2 separate regions of the Mus musculus genome follow, and region 1 is linked to region 2. Evidence: chromatin loops called from intact Hi-C (ENCODE). Cell type or tissue: gastrocnemius. All regions are shown on one strand.

The links. Peaks named below come from ENCODE experiments on the same cell type or tissue, not always from the same donor. Only the 100,000 strongest peaks of a DNase experiment are listed, where the experiment ranks them.
Region 1: a loop joins it to region 2, with 8 times the contacts of the local background. A loop is called at or near these places in 8 of 42 quality-filtered maps.

Annotation. Positions count from the first base shown.
Region 1 is chr6:114,808,611-114,816,610 of GRCm38, reverse strand. The region is part of intron 18 of Atg7 (autophagy related 7); the gene reads right to left. Among named protein-coding and RNA genes, the nearest start is that of Gm52917, 78 kb to the right of the region's middle. In gastrocnemius, a CTCF peak has its summit at 1,522 (motif pointing left); DNase peaks (open chromatin) are centred at 2,268, 3,619, 4,063, 7,057 and 3 more places; H3K27ac peaks cover 7,326 bases.
Region 2 is chr6:114,918,178-114,926,177 of GRCm38, reverse strand. It overlaps Vgll4 (vestigial like family member 4), which reads left to right and starts at 4,357. Exons shown (of 5, transcript NM_177683.3): 1 at 4,357-4,861. The coding sequence starts at 4,780. In gastrocnemius, CTCF peaks have their summits at 3,255 (motif pointing right) and 6,332; DNase peaks (open chromatin) are centred at 4,280 and 5,485; H3K4me3 peaks cover 4,102 bases; H3K27ac peaks cover 4,451 bases.

The DNA.
Region 1 (8,000 bases), 110 kb after region 2:
CTGACCTATACCCCAAGTCCAAGTTTTAGTTCCTAAATACCATTACTTAGATGAGGTGTGACTTTGGGCTGGGCACGGAAGGGAAAGATTTTACAAGTACTTTGTACCTGGGTAAGATACAAGTTAGAAGGGTGGAGATTTGGGGGTACAGACTAGAAGGAGGTTTGAGAGAGACTGGATGGAGCCTGTTCCACATCTTGCTGGGGCACTAGTGACACAGATGTACAGGTACAATTCAGTAGCTGTGCAGTTCAGATTCTCATGTTCAAGCACTTACAAGTGTAAAGTCTCCCAAAGGTTCAAGAGAAGGCTTGAACAGTCCCGATAAGCCTGGGCACCAGCTCCTCCCATAAGACTGAAGCCTAGTGGGGTGGATTTCAGTTTCCTAGCATTCAGTAAGGGACCGAAATGCTGTCAGCTTAGGGATTCAAGGTAATTTTACCAACCCAAGTTCTCTGCTCAGCCTCCACCCTCAGTTCCAGCTCTCGGGGAGGCCTAAAGATGGTCTGACTGTCCCTTTGGGCTGGAGGGAGGCACAGCGATATAAGGATGCCAGGCCCCAGATGGTTGCTCTCATACCACTGTAAGAAAAGCTGGCTATGGGGGAAAAGACCTAGGTCTGTGTTTAGTGTCTTTCTTCTTGGGGGCTCTAGACTAAGGGGCAAGAGGTCAGAGGAAGACATTCCAGTCCTCGAGAACCTGGAGGGTGGGGATGAGACAGTGGGGCCTTTAGGCAACAGCAGAGGCATAGAGCAGGCTGTCTGCATAGCTGTCCTGGCAGGCAGGGTACCAGGACCTGCTCCCTTCTCCATTGCCCTAGCATCAACATATCCACCCAGCTCAAAGATAGGCAGAGCCCAGATCACTAAGAATAGGAAGGTTTTTGTGTGTGTGTGTGTGTGTGTGTGTGTGTGTGTGTGATGAGATGCTCAGGAGGAAGGGATCAGCAGCTATCCTACCATGCAGTCTGTTGTGAGAAAAGGCTTAGAGGCAAGGAAGGTGACAGGGACTTACTACCTATGGAGTTCTCAGTGTAGGGTCATGGACTGAGGTCTGATCATTCTGAAAGTAGTGTCCTCATTTCCACAGACAAAGATGCTACAGCTTGCGAGGATGGTGGAACTCATGTTCAGAGGCATAGGCAGACCGCCAGGTCCAGGGGCTCAGCTCTTACTGACCACCAGGCTGGGCTGGTTCTCACAGATGGCATGCTCAGCTCACCAAAGCTCTGGCCAAGTCTGGCACTGTGGAAAGCAGGACTGGACATTCTGCCTTTCCTTGTGCTGCAAATTGCCATCACTTGCAACTTAAGACCATGATAATAGGAGAAATCTAAAGTGAAAACCTGTTACGAAGCCAGGAAACCCCCGAGTTCCAAATCCTGTGCTAGCCATGCAAGCTTCCATTTTCCTAAGAGACATACATAAAACCTAAAATGCACAGCAAATATACAGCAGGAGAGATGGCTTGGTGGTTAAGAGCTCTGACTGCTCTTCCAGAGGACCTGCCCCCATGAGTGTCTATAATGGGTTCCAGGATATCCCATGCCCTCTGGTGGCCTGTTTGAGCACTGCATGCACATGGTGTTTTCACACACACACACACACACACACACACACACACACACACACTCACACACACACACACACACAGAGGCAAAACATACACAAAATAAAACGTAAGTATAGCAATACATGATGAACTCTGACATAAAAAAAGTAGAAGGATTTTTTTTCCACTATGGTAAAATATACCACTGTGTGATGCATACATGACATTTAAGTTATTTTTTAAGTGCACAGTTTTGTGTCATTAAAAAACATTCACAGTGCTGTGCCCGTGTAACACCATCCCCCTCCAGAATTTTCTCTTCCTCAGCTGTCAGTCCCCACCTGCTGAGTACAAGACTTCTGTCTCCAATAGTAGATAGCATAGGGCTTTGTACAGAGAACTCCAAGAACCGGTCAAAAATACTCAGTGAGAAAACCTGATCTTATAATTATACAAGATGACAGCATTGCCAAGAAGAAAAAAGATCAACTCTCATCTACCATAAATAAAACAGATTAAAGGGAGTCCGTTTCCCCCATAACTAACGAGCAGTGGCTGCACTGTGAGAACAGTGTAATTTATGGCTTGTTTGCAGTTTTGGCATCAACTCCAATCATCTGCTATGACCGAGGCCTCTTGCTTTCTTCAGACATGTTAGCAGGTGGTAGCTGGGTCTGATGCCTCAGGGGTGGGGAGAGGAATGGGGGGGAGAGGCCAGTCAGTCAGTGTTCAGCTGCTAGCTGAGCTCTCAAGTGCATAAGGCCCTCCTGTCCTCGACACAATTCTCCACCATGGAAAGCTGTCCTTGGCAGAGCTGTGGACCTGACAGTGACCTTGGGATAGAAATCTACTAAGGTGGCTTGGGTAAGCAAGGCTTTCTCAGGTCCACTACACGCAGTTCTGGTTTGGAGAGAAGACAAAGGACTTCCCAGCATCTTTAGGAGATATGGGGAACCACGAATAAGAAGTCATTTGATCCCATTTGTAGATGCCAACAAGTGCTTACTGACAGAAGCCTGTTTTAGCTGTCTCTGGAGAGGTTCTGCCAGTGCCTGACAAACACAGAGGTGGATCCTCGCAGCCTACCATTGGACTGAGCACAGGGTCTCCAATGAAGGAGCTAGAGAAAGGACTCAAGGAACTGACGGGGTTAACCGCTTCATAGGAGGAACAACAATATGAACTAACCAGTAACCCCAGAGCTACCAGGGACTAAATCACCAACCAAAGAATACACATGGTGGGACTCATGGCTCTAGCTGGATATGTAGCAGAGGATGGCCTATTTGGTCATCAATGGGAGCAGAGGGCCTTGGTCCTGTGAAGGCTTTATGCCCCAGTGTAGGGGAATTCCAGGGCCAGGAAGCAGATGTAGGTGGGTTGGTAAGCAGGGGGACAGGGGAAGGGATAGGGGGTTTTCAGAAGGGAAACTAGGAAAGGGGACATTTGAAATGTAAATAGGCCGGGCAGTGGCATGCCTTTAGTCCCAGCACTTGGGAGGCAGAGGAAAGCTGATTTCTGAGTTCGAGGCCAGCTTGGTCTACAGAGTGAGTTTCAGGACAGCTAGGGCTACACAAAGAAACCCTGTCTCGAAAAACAAAAAACAAAAAAACAAAAAAACAAAAAAAAAAAAAGAAAGAAAGAAAGAGAGAGAGAGAGAAATGTAAATAAAGTAAATATCAAATAATAATAATAACAAAGTCATTCGATGAATTCTAGGGCACACAAAATCCTCAAAATCTTGGGCAAGTGCCTTCCTTCACTTCAGTATTTTGTCATTTGGAAGGATATATAGTCCTGCTGTTGATGGTGACATGAAAGTGATCTATGTGAGAGGAACTGAGCTTTTAAAAATAACAAGGAAAATCAGACACACACACACATACACACACCCCACACACACTCATGCACAAGCACGGGCAAGCAGAATGGTGACAACGGGGTGGATCTCCTGTGGCTTTCACTTGCCAAAACGCCAGTGTTGGTGTCTTCAGCTTTTGAACTGTCTACCAGGGCTGGCTGAAGTTTACCCTCCCTGTTTTGGGGACATGCATCACTTTGGGCTGGGAAAGCAGGCTGAGCTAGCTGGCCCCAGGAAGTGGGGCGCCCTGCTTCAGAAGTGGGGCCTGGTGGCCTGCTGGGCTTCAGATGGAACTTTATGGAATTTGGATTTGAGGCTGGCACTGGGCACTCTGCTGTCATATGGTCTGTGGCCTTTCCAAGGACAACTCTATAAAACAAAAATACTTTATTGCTGTGACCTTTGACATCTACAATTGCACAGACACAGCAATCTCTAACAACATTTAATTCCAACCCAGTTTACCTGAAGAGAATTAGTTCCAAATATGTTCACTTTGCTTTCTGAAAAACTCCAGTCTTTGCTGAGGCGTTGGTGTGTTTGCTGGGTGCCAAACTGTTACTTCACATATGTGAAAAGAAAATTGGCACCAGGTCTACATGAACTAAACTCCTGGCAAGGGCAACGCTGGAGCTTGCCATTGAGAAGATTAGATTCCCAAGAAACTTCTCGGGCCATAGCCAAAATCCACAAATTCAAAAAGAGCCTGTGTGTGTGCAAATATCCACACATGAGGAGATGCTGGCTGCGCCCTGTGTGTTCAGCTTGGAGGTCTATTAGTCACTCGAGTTACCTGGAGCTTAGACAGCTCAGCTGTACACATTAAATACTTAGTGAATAATAAACATGCATTAATAAGAGAAATGGGAAATTGAGAATGACTATTTTTATTCAAGCCTGAGCTTGTATTGCAACTGTCTTCCTTATTAGCCCAGTAAATAGGGCACTTCATATACTCCTTGTAAGCAAGACTGGTTAAATCATGTTTGGAGTGTGTGTGACTTTCAGTTGCTGTTCCGTTCTTTCAAGCCTCTTACTCTTAAAAAGTCTTTTACAGGCGTTTTGCCTTTGTAGCCACAGCTTCAAAGGAGGAAGCAAACCAAGAGTCAGAATGTTGTCATTCAGACTCTTAGAAGTCATCCCAAGTGTTGAGGTGGTTGTAGACAGCACTTCCTAGAACCCCAAATTCCACATGGCGCAGTGCTAGCACAGCTATGACACCAAAGCCAGGGTAGGACACATCTCTAACTCCTCTTGGTTTGTCTCTTTGTGATCCTCTCCCTAGACCATAGAGAGGGACTTGGGGATTGGGGACCAATTCAGATGAGACAAGAGCATCATTTGAAATGCATGTGGGAACTTCTTTGCTTTTAAACTTGGGTTTAACAAGGTGGAATGTTTCTAAGTGAAATGTCAAAATTTGCTTTGGAATACATCTAGAGAATTTTGGGGATTACAGGTTGACATTTTCAGGTTAATTTCTATTTTACTAACAATCACAGACTTTTCTCAGTCACTGGGATACCACTTACAGGAAGAAATCAGTGTTTCTAACTAATGGGCCTGCCAACCCCAGGACTCCATCTTCCATGCCCTACCCACAAGAATAACATGTGGTCCAGTCTGGATCCATCGCATATACTGTTTCCATGGACATGGGATTAATCAAGAAGTAGATATGCAACTGGATGGGGCCAATCTAGGTCCTTTCTGACTTTTCCCTTCTCTTATTTTCTTGTTCTTCCCTCCCTTCCTCCTTTTAGAAGTACCAGGGATTGAACCTCGGGCCTTATGTAAGCCAGGCGAGTTCTCTACCATGGAGTTACATCCCTAGCTTCTGGACATTGATGAATAGAAGGTAGAGTCTGCTGCTCTCCACCAAGCAACCTATGACTGCGGATGGTTAAATCCTCTGCCATGGAAAAAAGGCTAGGTGACTCCCTTCAGAATGAAGCCCCACACATAGAGGCTCAGCTGAGATCCACAGAGAACCAAGTAAAGATCCTGGAGCCCTGGTTTCCTGCTGCTCTTTTAATCCATGAGCAGATTCAACATATGACATTTCCATAAGCAAAGATATTTTGCTCAGGTTGGTTAAAATGTGTCACGACTAGAAGGGTCTGAGTTAAGTAGGGCCTCTGCTTGTGGCAGGAGCACACTGGTCTGTATAATGAGTACCACTGGTCACTAACACCCACTGTAGGGTAGCAGCATCCCCAGAACAGTCCAAAGTCAGTGCCGAGGCTGGGGACATAGATCAGTGGACAAAACCCTTGCCTCACAAATGTGAGAACTGAATTTGGATCCCTACAACCCATGTAAAGCCCAAGTGGTAGTAAGTCTCTATAATTCCAGTGCTTTTGCTGTGAGATGGAAGGTAGGGATGGGAGAGTCCCATCAACTCATGGGCCAGCTAATCTCTGGTATGCAGCAGCCAATAAGAGCTCCTGTCTCAAGTAGGTGAGGACTGATGCCCAAGGTAGTCCACTGGCTGCCATACTAGTGTGTGCACATGAAGATTTAAAAATTTCCCATGCTGTGTTAACAATAATAACGAGTATAAAAACATTTATATAGCTATTTTATATAAATATACTACTAACCTGAAATGTGTTTATTGATTCAGGAGTTTGGAGCATAAACACTCTTGCCTACATCTTATTTTATCACCTTTGTTCATTTACCTTGTGGAACAAGAAAGGCTAAGAGCCAGATTAGAACAACATGAAAGCATCCACTCAGAGAAAGCTTGAGCCTCTCTGTCTATGTGTTTATATCAGCTTCCTCCCCACCTCACTAAGGCCAAGGATCTAGAAGATGCTGGCAGGTACCAGCACGCTCCCTTTGAATCACACCACCGGACTGCTTCAATAACTGATTGCCAGATGAATAATTATAATCAAGTGCTCATTGTGCTAACAATCACTTAATGACTGCCATCCGAAAACACAGTAATAAACAGAGCTTTAATGAAGAAAACGGGAGAGGGGCCAGGGTTTTATGGCGGTTTGCTTAAAGGGAAAGAAAGCCATAATCTGTGTTTAAGATTCAAAGAGGCCTTTAATCCACATACTCCACGTTAAATGAGGGAGTGGAGTCATGTTTTGATCAAAAGTTACTGCATGCATAAAAGAAAGAAACATAAATGTCCCTTTAGGAAAAAGCTCCAGTAAATTACATTAAGTGAGTGTTTGTGACCATTTGCTTGGGGTTGGAGGGGGTGCCAAAATGGGGGGAGAAAGAGAAAAACATCTGATTTTAATTTTGGACAAGAATACTTGGCCAAAATCAAATAAATGGGAAGAGGATTTGATTTGTCTTATATCATTGAGAATACAGCGAGTTATGGCTCCGTCCACCTCACAGCAGACATCCTTCTGCTTGCCCCATTTCTTTTTCCACTCTTTCCTTGCTAGGCCAGGACTACATCTCTGGGAAGCCTGACTATATTCTAGCAAGAATTCTTCATTGAATGACTTAGCAGCTCTCAGGTCTGGTGAGCAGTGCAGTGCTTGGCTAAAGGCTGGGTGGAGGAGTAAAGACCACCGTGTTTTCATGGGACAGCAGGCAGCTCCAGCCCTTGCTGAAGTGGGGGTGGGGTGGAAGGGACTGGCTGTCACAGGCTCCTGGAAATATAGACATTTTCTGCAAGCTGATATGTTTGGCAAGGGCCAAACACCACAGGCTCAAAACACTTGGCCATTCCAAGTTCTTTCAAGGCCTAGGAGGAGGCAAAGCAAACCCTAAACCAGGAACTCTTCCTACAGCTGAAGCCAGATGCAGACCCCGGGTTGCTCCCTGTGCCTTAGTGTGCTGAGACATGGAGCTGACCCACAGATCCACATGGCAGTGGGGCTTTAGAGCCTGCCAGTCCTTGGGAAGTCACAATGACTCTGAGCATCTGGAGAGAATTCAACCCACTGAAGCTTTGGATTGTCACAGAGTGGACATTCAAGACCAAGTAGGCTTCTGTGACACTCCTGAAATAGCCCAGAATGTCAGGACCCAGGATGGATATGTGTATGTGACATAAAGGTACAAAAATAAGCTGAGGTCAGAGAAAAAATAATCACCTGCTAGCCTGGGGTGAACAACAGACACAGGCAAAGCTGGAGTCTCCAAGAACATGCTATCTTTGCTTTGACCTAGGAAAGGGTGAAGGAATTCATTTCTGCCACAGGGACATTTTTGTGACATTTTGTTGTTGCCAAGGTACAACCAAAACATACCAATAACTCTCTAACAAAGGACTTTTATTTGGAAACAGAGACTATGACTGCAGTCCAGACACCAACCCAGGGTGAAGAAATCTGTGGCTTTTTTAAGGATAGAGGAAGCATGCAGTTAGTTAGTGGCACTTCAGGTACTTTAAGGAGGTCTGACTGGCAATGACTATGGAGCGCAGTGGTAGAACGGCCTAGCCTGTGTGTTCCTAGATTCTATTCCTAGCACTGGTAGGTATAGGTATTTGTCTTAAGGTCACTATGGTTTTGTCATCAATTGCTAACTACAGTCTTAAAAGTAGGGCTAGTAGCTTCTCTGACAGGCACTTGGGGGACTCCCTGAAGTAGGTGTCCCTGATCTGACC
Region 2 (8,000 bases):
GTCAAGGTGTCCTGCCAATCTAAATTCAACCTCCAGGGGCCAGGGGAAAGTGGAAGGAAAGGCGGCAGAGTTGTCATCTGACACCCCACTCTCCATCCCACTACTAGACAGAGAGACACACACTAGTAAGAAATTTGATTCTTTCTCCTACATTTGGATAACAGGTGTGCCCCTGTTTAAAGACTCCAACTCACACGTTGAAGACCTATTGTGTGTTCGTTGGACTTTATGCATAGTCTGGCAGGTGAGAGCTATACAAAGCTCCTAAGTCTTGCCTTAGAGCTAAGTGCAGGATGGACCTCAAGAACATGGCCTGGACCACTTAGTCCTTCCTTGGTCAGGGTTCCTAGAGGAGAGCTCCCACCAGGTCTTCAACTTTGCATCCTAAAGAAGTCAGTCTTAAGTGGTTTTCCTTTATCATCAATGCAAGGGTATTGTTGTGGTTGTTTTTGTTGTGTTGGTTGTGGTGTCTGTGTGTGTGTATATGTGTGTGTATTTTGAGAGGTTTCTCTGTGTAGCCCTGGCTGTCCTGGAACTCACTATATAGATCAGGTTGGCCTCGAACTCAGAGATCAGCCTGCCTCTGCCTCCTGAGTGCTGGGATTAAAGGTATGTGTCACATGCCTGGCACAAGGTTTTAACTTAAAACTCTATGTAGCACTGTGGCTGTGGCTGACATTCTTGAGGCCCTGGTCCCATCCTGGGCACCACATGATTTCCGTCTTACAATGGCATTGTGGGTATTAAGATAGGTCAAGGGTGAAAGCGCCTTGGCCCATGCTGTGTCTTGGATGGTTGTTTGTACTCTGCTGAGGAATGTGTAGAGGATGTGAACATTCGGAGATGCCTGTAAGCCTGAGTTCTCACACATCCAGCTGTTCAGTTGATGAAGGACACCAGCTCATTTCCTAAAATCTTTTTTGGATTTTTTTTGCTTTTGTTGTTCACGCATCAGTTTAGACTGATTTTAATTGCATGAATGGTGATGGGGAACCGCCTTTAGACAGAAACCATTGTCTAAAAGTGGAACCACTGTGAAATTTAAAGAGAACAGTTGACTGGACTGGAGGCGGGGACCTGATAGCTCAGTGGGGGCTGTGTGTTCCCAGTCTTCCCAAACTTGATACAATGTTCCCTTCTCCGAAAGGCTCAAGTAGGAACATTTGATTCTAATAAGTATCTGAAAGTGCTATCAGGCCCCCGGCTTTTAAGCTGCTCGTGGGTTTGGCTGATGTAGACTAACTCAGTAGTCAGCTTTCTGGCAGGCAGAATGATTGAGTGGTTAGCCTGGGCTTGTGTCTGTGGTGACGGCGCCATCTCTGTTCCACCAGGAGGCTGAGCCATAACCAATATTTGTAGAGTACCTATTGTATGCTGTGGTGAGACTTATACTGACTACAGCTGGGCCTTGGTTTTCGTCTTTTCCACATGTAGTTTACTTTGGTCATCTGATACTAGTATGTGACATAATCTGTGACTAGCAAGAACACACACACACACACACACACACACACACACACACACACACACACATCCCATATAGACATTCACCTCTGCAGCTCTGAACGTTCATAGCTCCCTGTCAACTTTGTGTTTTAAGTCAGGTGCTTCCATCGTGGTCCTTTGAAGGTCTTGTTAATTGCTTAGAATTGTACTGCCTTTAGTTACTAAGCTTTAAAGACACTGCAGTTGGATGTGGTGGCCCACGGTTGTAGTCTTTTTTTTTTTCTTTCCATTTTTTATTAGGTATTTAGCTCATTTACATTTCCAATGCTATACCAAAAGTCCCCCATACCCACCCACCCCCACTCCCCTACCCACCCACTCCCCCTTTTTGGCCCTGGCGTTCCCCTGTTCTGGGGCATATAAAGTTTGTGTGTCCAATGGGCCTCTCTTTCCAGTGATGGCCGACTAGGCCATCTTTTGATACATATGCAGCTAGAGTCAAGAGCTCCGGGGTACTGGTTAGTTCATAATGTTGATCCACCTATAGGGTTGCAGATCCCTTTAGCTCCTTGGGTACTTTCTCTAGCTCCTCCATTGGGAGCCCTGTGATCCATCCATTAGCTGACTGTGGGGGTTGTAGTCTTGATATCAGCAATGCAGAGGCAGGTGAATCATGAGTTTAAGCCAACCTTGACTATAAAGCGAGACCCAGTCTTAAAAACAAAATCACCATCACCAACAAGATGCATAGGAGCTGAAGGGACAACAGAGTGGTTTGTAACACGTTCTGCTCTTACGGAGGATCCTAGTTCCGTTCCCAGCTGCCACATTGGGCAGCTCATCGCTGTCTGTAACTCTAGCTCCAGGGGTTCCAAGAACTCTTCTGGACTCTGTAGGTACCTGCGTCACATGCACAGCCTCCACTCTATACACATAATTAAAAATAAAAATAGCTCTTTAAAAAAAGGACATATATCTTCCCAGGGATTATTATCTTGCCTTTTCACTTTAAAGTGGAGAGCTTCCTCCTTCACCTTCATTGCATCAGGAAAACACCCCTCGTGGGTTGATGAGCATTGTGGAGAAATATGAAAACAGCCAGCCATTTAAAGCTGAGCGTGTCTGAGCAGGCATGGTGGCACACAGCTTTAATCCCTGCACTGGATGGGCAGAGGCAGGCGGATCTCTGTGAGTCTGAGGTCAGTCACATCTACATAGTGAGTTCCAGGACAGCCAGGGCTTTAAAGTGAGACCCCATCTTTGGGGGGGGGGGGGACACGGAAGCTGAGCATGTCTGCGTCTGACTTTGGGGGGAGTTTGTTCTTTCCGTTTACCACATAGGTCCCTGGGATTGAGCTTGGTGTCCCCTTGCCTACAAACCATCATATTTGATGTTGAGTCATGGAGGAGAAGTTGCTAAGCGTTTTGTGTGTACCCCTCCATCTGTAGGGGATTGCTTCAATCTTAAAATAAGTGACTGTAATGAAGTCTTGGGAAGGTGTGACAGAGCTGACAGTAGCCCAGAGAGGTCTTGGAACTTGTGGCAGTTCCTCTCCCTCGGATTCCGACTGCTAGAATTACAGGCTGGTGCCACTCTGCCAGGCTGCAGCAGAGTCACTTAGAGCAGGTCTTTTCCTTTCTTCCATGATGCTGATGAAGCTCAGCACTGCTCTGGATTTGAACTTGGAACATTTTTAAAGTTTCCATGATTGGTCACAACCTCCCAGATGAGTTTGGAAAACAGATTTTTAAAAAGTATTTTTTTTTTTTTGTACATTTTTTTTTTCCAATGTCTGTGTGTCATTGCATGCGGTACCCATGGAGGCCAGAAGAGGGAGTCAGGTTCCATGGAAATAGAGTTACAGGTGCTTATGAGTGCTGGGTACTGAACTCAAGTGTTCTGCAAAAGTGGCCAGTGCTCGGAACCACCTCTCCAGCCAGCTCCCCACTCCCCCGTTTGTGTGTGTGTGTGTGTGTGTTTGTGTGTGTGTGTGTGTGTGAGAGAGAGAGAGAGAGAGAGAGAGAGACAGAGACAGAGAGACAGAGAGACAGAGAGAGAGCGAGAGAGAGAGACAGACAGACACAGAGAGAGAGAGAGAGAGAGAGAGAGAGAGAGAGAGAGAGAGAGGGAGGGAGAGAGGGAGAGAGAGACCTGTAGGCCACTCACTTGTCCCCAGATCTGTTTACTCTTCTGAGGACGGATTTGCCTCTGGTGTCCTGTCCATCTGTACAGCTACAGAGTTTAGGAAGGAAGTTACATGTAACATTGACTTTGAAAATGTAAACACTCGGGCTGGAGAGATGGCTCAGCGGTTAAGAGCACTGATTGTTCTTCCAGAGGTCCTGAGTTCAAATCCCAGCAACCACATGGTGGCTCACAACCACCCATAATGAGACCTGAAGACAGCTACAATGTACTTACATATAATAAATAAATAAATAAAATCTTTAAAAAAAAAAAAAAAAAAAAAAAAAAAAGAAAATGTAAACACTCGCTGTGTCCCTGGACTTAATAAACCCATCTTACAAAGAAACAAAGAAACCTTGTACCAAACAGAGCACACCCCTGTGGAAGCCCTGGATTCCCAGCCCTTGCAACGAAGTCACGGAAAGTTAAATTCCCTGTACTTTGCTTCCACAGCAGATTTTCTTTTTTAAACTTTGTGCTTAGCCTCCCCCACAAACAAAACACCCACAAACTTGCTGGGGTTTACTTCCTCGGCCTCTGCCTCTGCCGGCCTCTGGCTCCGGGGAGGAAAGGCTCTCCTCACCCCCTGTGCCTCACTGCCCCCGCCTCTTTCTGCTTCCTGCTAATTCTGCAGCGCCTGGAGCCTGAGCCGAGGCTCCAGTGAGCATGCTCACAGCAGCCCTCTACCCCCTCCCAAAAGCAGAGGAAGCTGGTTTACATACGAGTCATACCAAGCATAGCCCGCATGTCAGTGCAGTCAGCTTGCAGCGGGCTGTGAGGGAGAGTGCCTTTGTCCTGAGAAATGTGCTTTGTGTTTTTCTTTTTTACTGCTTTCTTTTTAAACCCCCAAGACGGGCTCGAGAAGTCTTCTGAAATGATTTTTTAAAGCCGAATAGAAGACACAATCAGACACCTTCCACAAGCCCTTGACGGGTTTTGTTTGAGTCTGATTTTTGTGTGTGTGTGTGTGTGTGTATGATTTTTAAAAACCTTTTACATACTTTGTTTTGATCTCCTGAGGCTGGGCCTCTGTCTTCCTGAAGTTTTAGGAGAGCCTGGAGCTACTCAGCTAAGACTGAATTTTGAAACTTTCTCTTTGGGGGTGAAAGCAAAGAACTGTTTTTCTTTGCTAGCCGGACAGATAAATGCTGTTTATGAAGATGGACCTGTTGAACTACCAATACTTGGACAAGATGAACAACAATATCGGCGTTCTGTGCTATGAAGGTAGATGTTCTAGAATGTACTCTTTGCTTTTGTGATGGCCACTCCTCCTTTGGAGGGGGGCTTTGACTGGCTTATGAACATTTTCTTGTCTTTCTTGTGATGGTGGAGCGAGTGGAAAGAGAGTTGTGTACCATTTCAGGACAGTTCGCTTTTGCCCGGCAGGAGGGTGGCAGCCGGGGAGGGCTGGAGGAGACACGCTGTTAAAAGTTTACTTGTGATGTACTAGCAAGGTCTGACAAGATCGTTACATTATAAGTGATTTTTCTCTTTTGATTTTGTTGGCATTTTATGCATAAGTAGGAATTTACAGAAGTAAGGAGAAGTTAAACATGTGGGTGCTGGAGTAGAGGGGAGGGGCCTTGGGACTTATTTTTAAACGTATCACCGTGTACAGTGTTCGGTGTGGACCCTTGCTCTGAATTTCATGTGGTAGAGGAACAACAGCAGAAAGCCACAGTAAGTTGTTGTTTTCCTGAGCCATTGTCTCAGGCATCAAGGGGTTTTTTTCCTGTGAGGTTTGTGGGACTGGCAGGGCCTGGTGTCAGGGAGCCCAGGCCGGGCTCTTTGTCTGCCGCCCCATTTCCTGTGCAGAGAGCTGACAGTGAGACAGGCTCCCTCCAACCCCAGTCCCTGGCAATTACACCATAAGCAGCCGGAAGGCTGAAGAAAGTGGAAAATACCCCCACCCCTAGATTTGCCCATCACCTCCCCTTCCCCTGGGCACTCCCTGTAGTAAGTTAAGCTTCTCTGGAGAAAACCCCAATCCCATCTTTTGGAATCTTACCTACGTGCGATTTGAGACCAGGGTAATGGGGCTGAGTTGTGGCACTGGCCGGGCAGGGAGAGACCTGGGGCTGCCGGGAGTCTTTCCTGGTGTCTTCCTGCTGTGGGCAGCAGGCTCTGGGGTCTCTCACCTAGTAATCCTAGAGAGTTGTCTGCTTTGTCTTGAACAGAAGTTAAAAGAGGGAGCAGAGTTGGTTGTGTTCGTGTAAAAGTTTAAGATCTGCTTCTTAAGTTGTTGAAAACATACCCTTTCTCTCTCAAGCCTGCTTTAAAATTAACTTTATGGGGGAAAAATCTCATTTAAAGGGGTTTTGTTGTTGTTTTGCCTTTTTAAAAATAAGATATCACTTTACTTTGACAAGTTTCCTCTACATATAAAAAGCACCTCAGCTTCTCAGCTTCCAAACCCTCTCGTCTCAAAGGCTGGATTCTCCAGAAGCCACCAGACGCGATTTCTGCTGGGATTCATGCATTGTCTTTAAAAAAAAAAAAAAAAAAAGAAAAGAAAAAAAGAATCCACATCGAAAGCTCAAAACTTTTAATGTGATTTCTTTGTCAACAAATAATCTTTAAAAAACAAAACAGAGTGCCTGGCTGGCCCGGGTGAGGCACGTAGAGGCTGCTAGGACAGTGGTTCCTTCCTTGTGTCCCAGGAGGAAGTTCTGCAGCTCCCCCAGGTGGGTGTGTGGTTCCACAGAAAGCACAAATGCCAACAGTTAGCTGTCCTGTTTCCTTCGATGTTTGGAAGAGCAGACCTAGAAGCTGAGAGCCGAGTGGATGCGTGGGATCCCAGGCTATCATCTGTTTAGTTTAAACATCTGCTCCTGTTTTCCTTATTATGAAAGGTAATATTATTCTAACACCAAAATAAATACACAGGAAATTAAGAAAAGCGCAGCAAAACCTGAGTAGTGCTCAGAGCCAGTTGTTTATGTCCTCTGGTTTCCTCGCTGTAAACACCACACACATCTGGTCTCCACTGCGAGGGCTGTGTGGAAGGATGGGTACCAATCATACATGGCGTTCTCTCCTGTAAACAGTGCGAACACAGCTAAGCCTGGAGGTGCATGCCTTTAATCCCAGCCCAGAGGAGGCAGAGGCAGGTGGATCTCTATGAGTTCCAGGCTAGCCAGTCTACACTCCAGGCCAGTCTATAGTGAGGACAGCCAGGGCTCTATAGACAGCCTGTCTCAAACAAACAAACAAACAAACAAACAAACAAAGCAGAGGAGAAGTTGGTACAGTTTAAATGAGGTACGCTGCAATTGTTTGCATTGAACCTGCCAGCCCTCCAGCGTGCCAGGGCAGTGGTGTGGAACACGTGTGGACGGGGGTAGGTGGCATTTGATTTCATCTGGGGCACAGGCCAGTGTCCTGCCTGTCAGCAGGGGACAGACTCAGTGTTTGTCCCATTGGCTTTAGTAGTGAAGGTGTAGGTGGGAAGCTTCGCTTGTCCAGGTTGGTGCAACGACAACCCTGGATGTGTCAGGGGAACTGTGTCCTCACTGCCTTCCTTCTCTCAGCGGCCGCCACGAGGATGGGCCAGCGCCTACCCTGTAGCACACAAGAACCCCTGCATCTTACTTTTGAATCCACTCTGGGTTGCCTGACCTCCTTGAGGTCTTGGACCAGAGCCTACATTATCTTCTGCTAAATCCACTTTCTCCCACGGAGGTGCCCCATGTACCCAGACCTGTTCTAAATGGCTGGGGCTGCTCCCTGCATGGCAACCCCATCCTGATGCCTGCCTTCATAGTCACTTCGGAGGAGGATTGAAAGGCCAATAAAGGGAAGCAGATACCCCAGTGCTGGTTCTGGGGAGTCTGAGGTATTGAAACAGAAGATCTGTCTAACTCGTGAGAACCAGTTTCTATGCTAATGATGAGTGACTTAGTAGACTTGCTTGTGTTGGTGAATAAGCTCAGAAGCCTCATGGCCTCTTACCACCACGCCCCACAGCTAACCACTGCATCCTGCTTTATGCTTCCAATTGATCCCATGGTACCTACAGAAGCACACTTTTGCCTTTGTGTCCATAAAAGAGACATAGGGCAGCCCCAGCCAGCCCTCCCTTTCCTTTCCCCTTTGAACTCCCAAGCGAGTGAGCGAGTGTACCCACCCCACTGGAAGGTCAGAAGCCTCATGAGGGCAGAGCTGCTGCCTTGGTGACTGGCACAACCCCAAGGCATAGCTCAGGGCCTTCTTGGGCTCCAGGAAGTGGTAAAAGGTCTGCAGGCCTTCCCCCCGGGCTGTGGTCACTGCTGTATAATGCAGTCTTTAATTATAAACTGTTGTGTTTTCTCTAATTAACTCATCACCACAGAGCCAAGCAGGGCCTCAGACATCACTTCATACC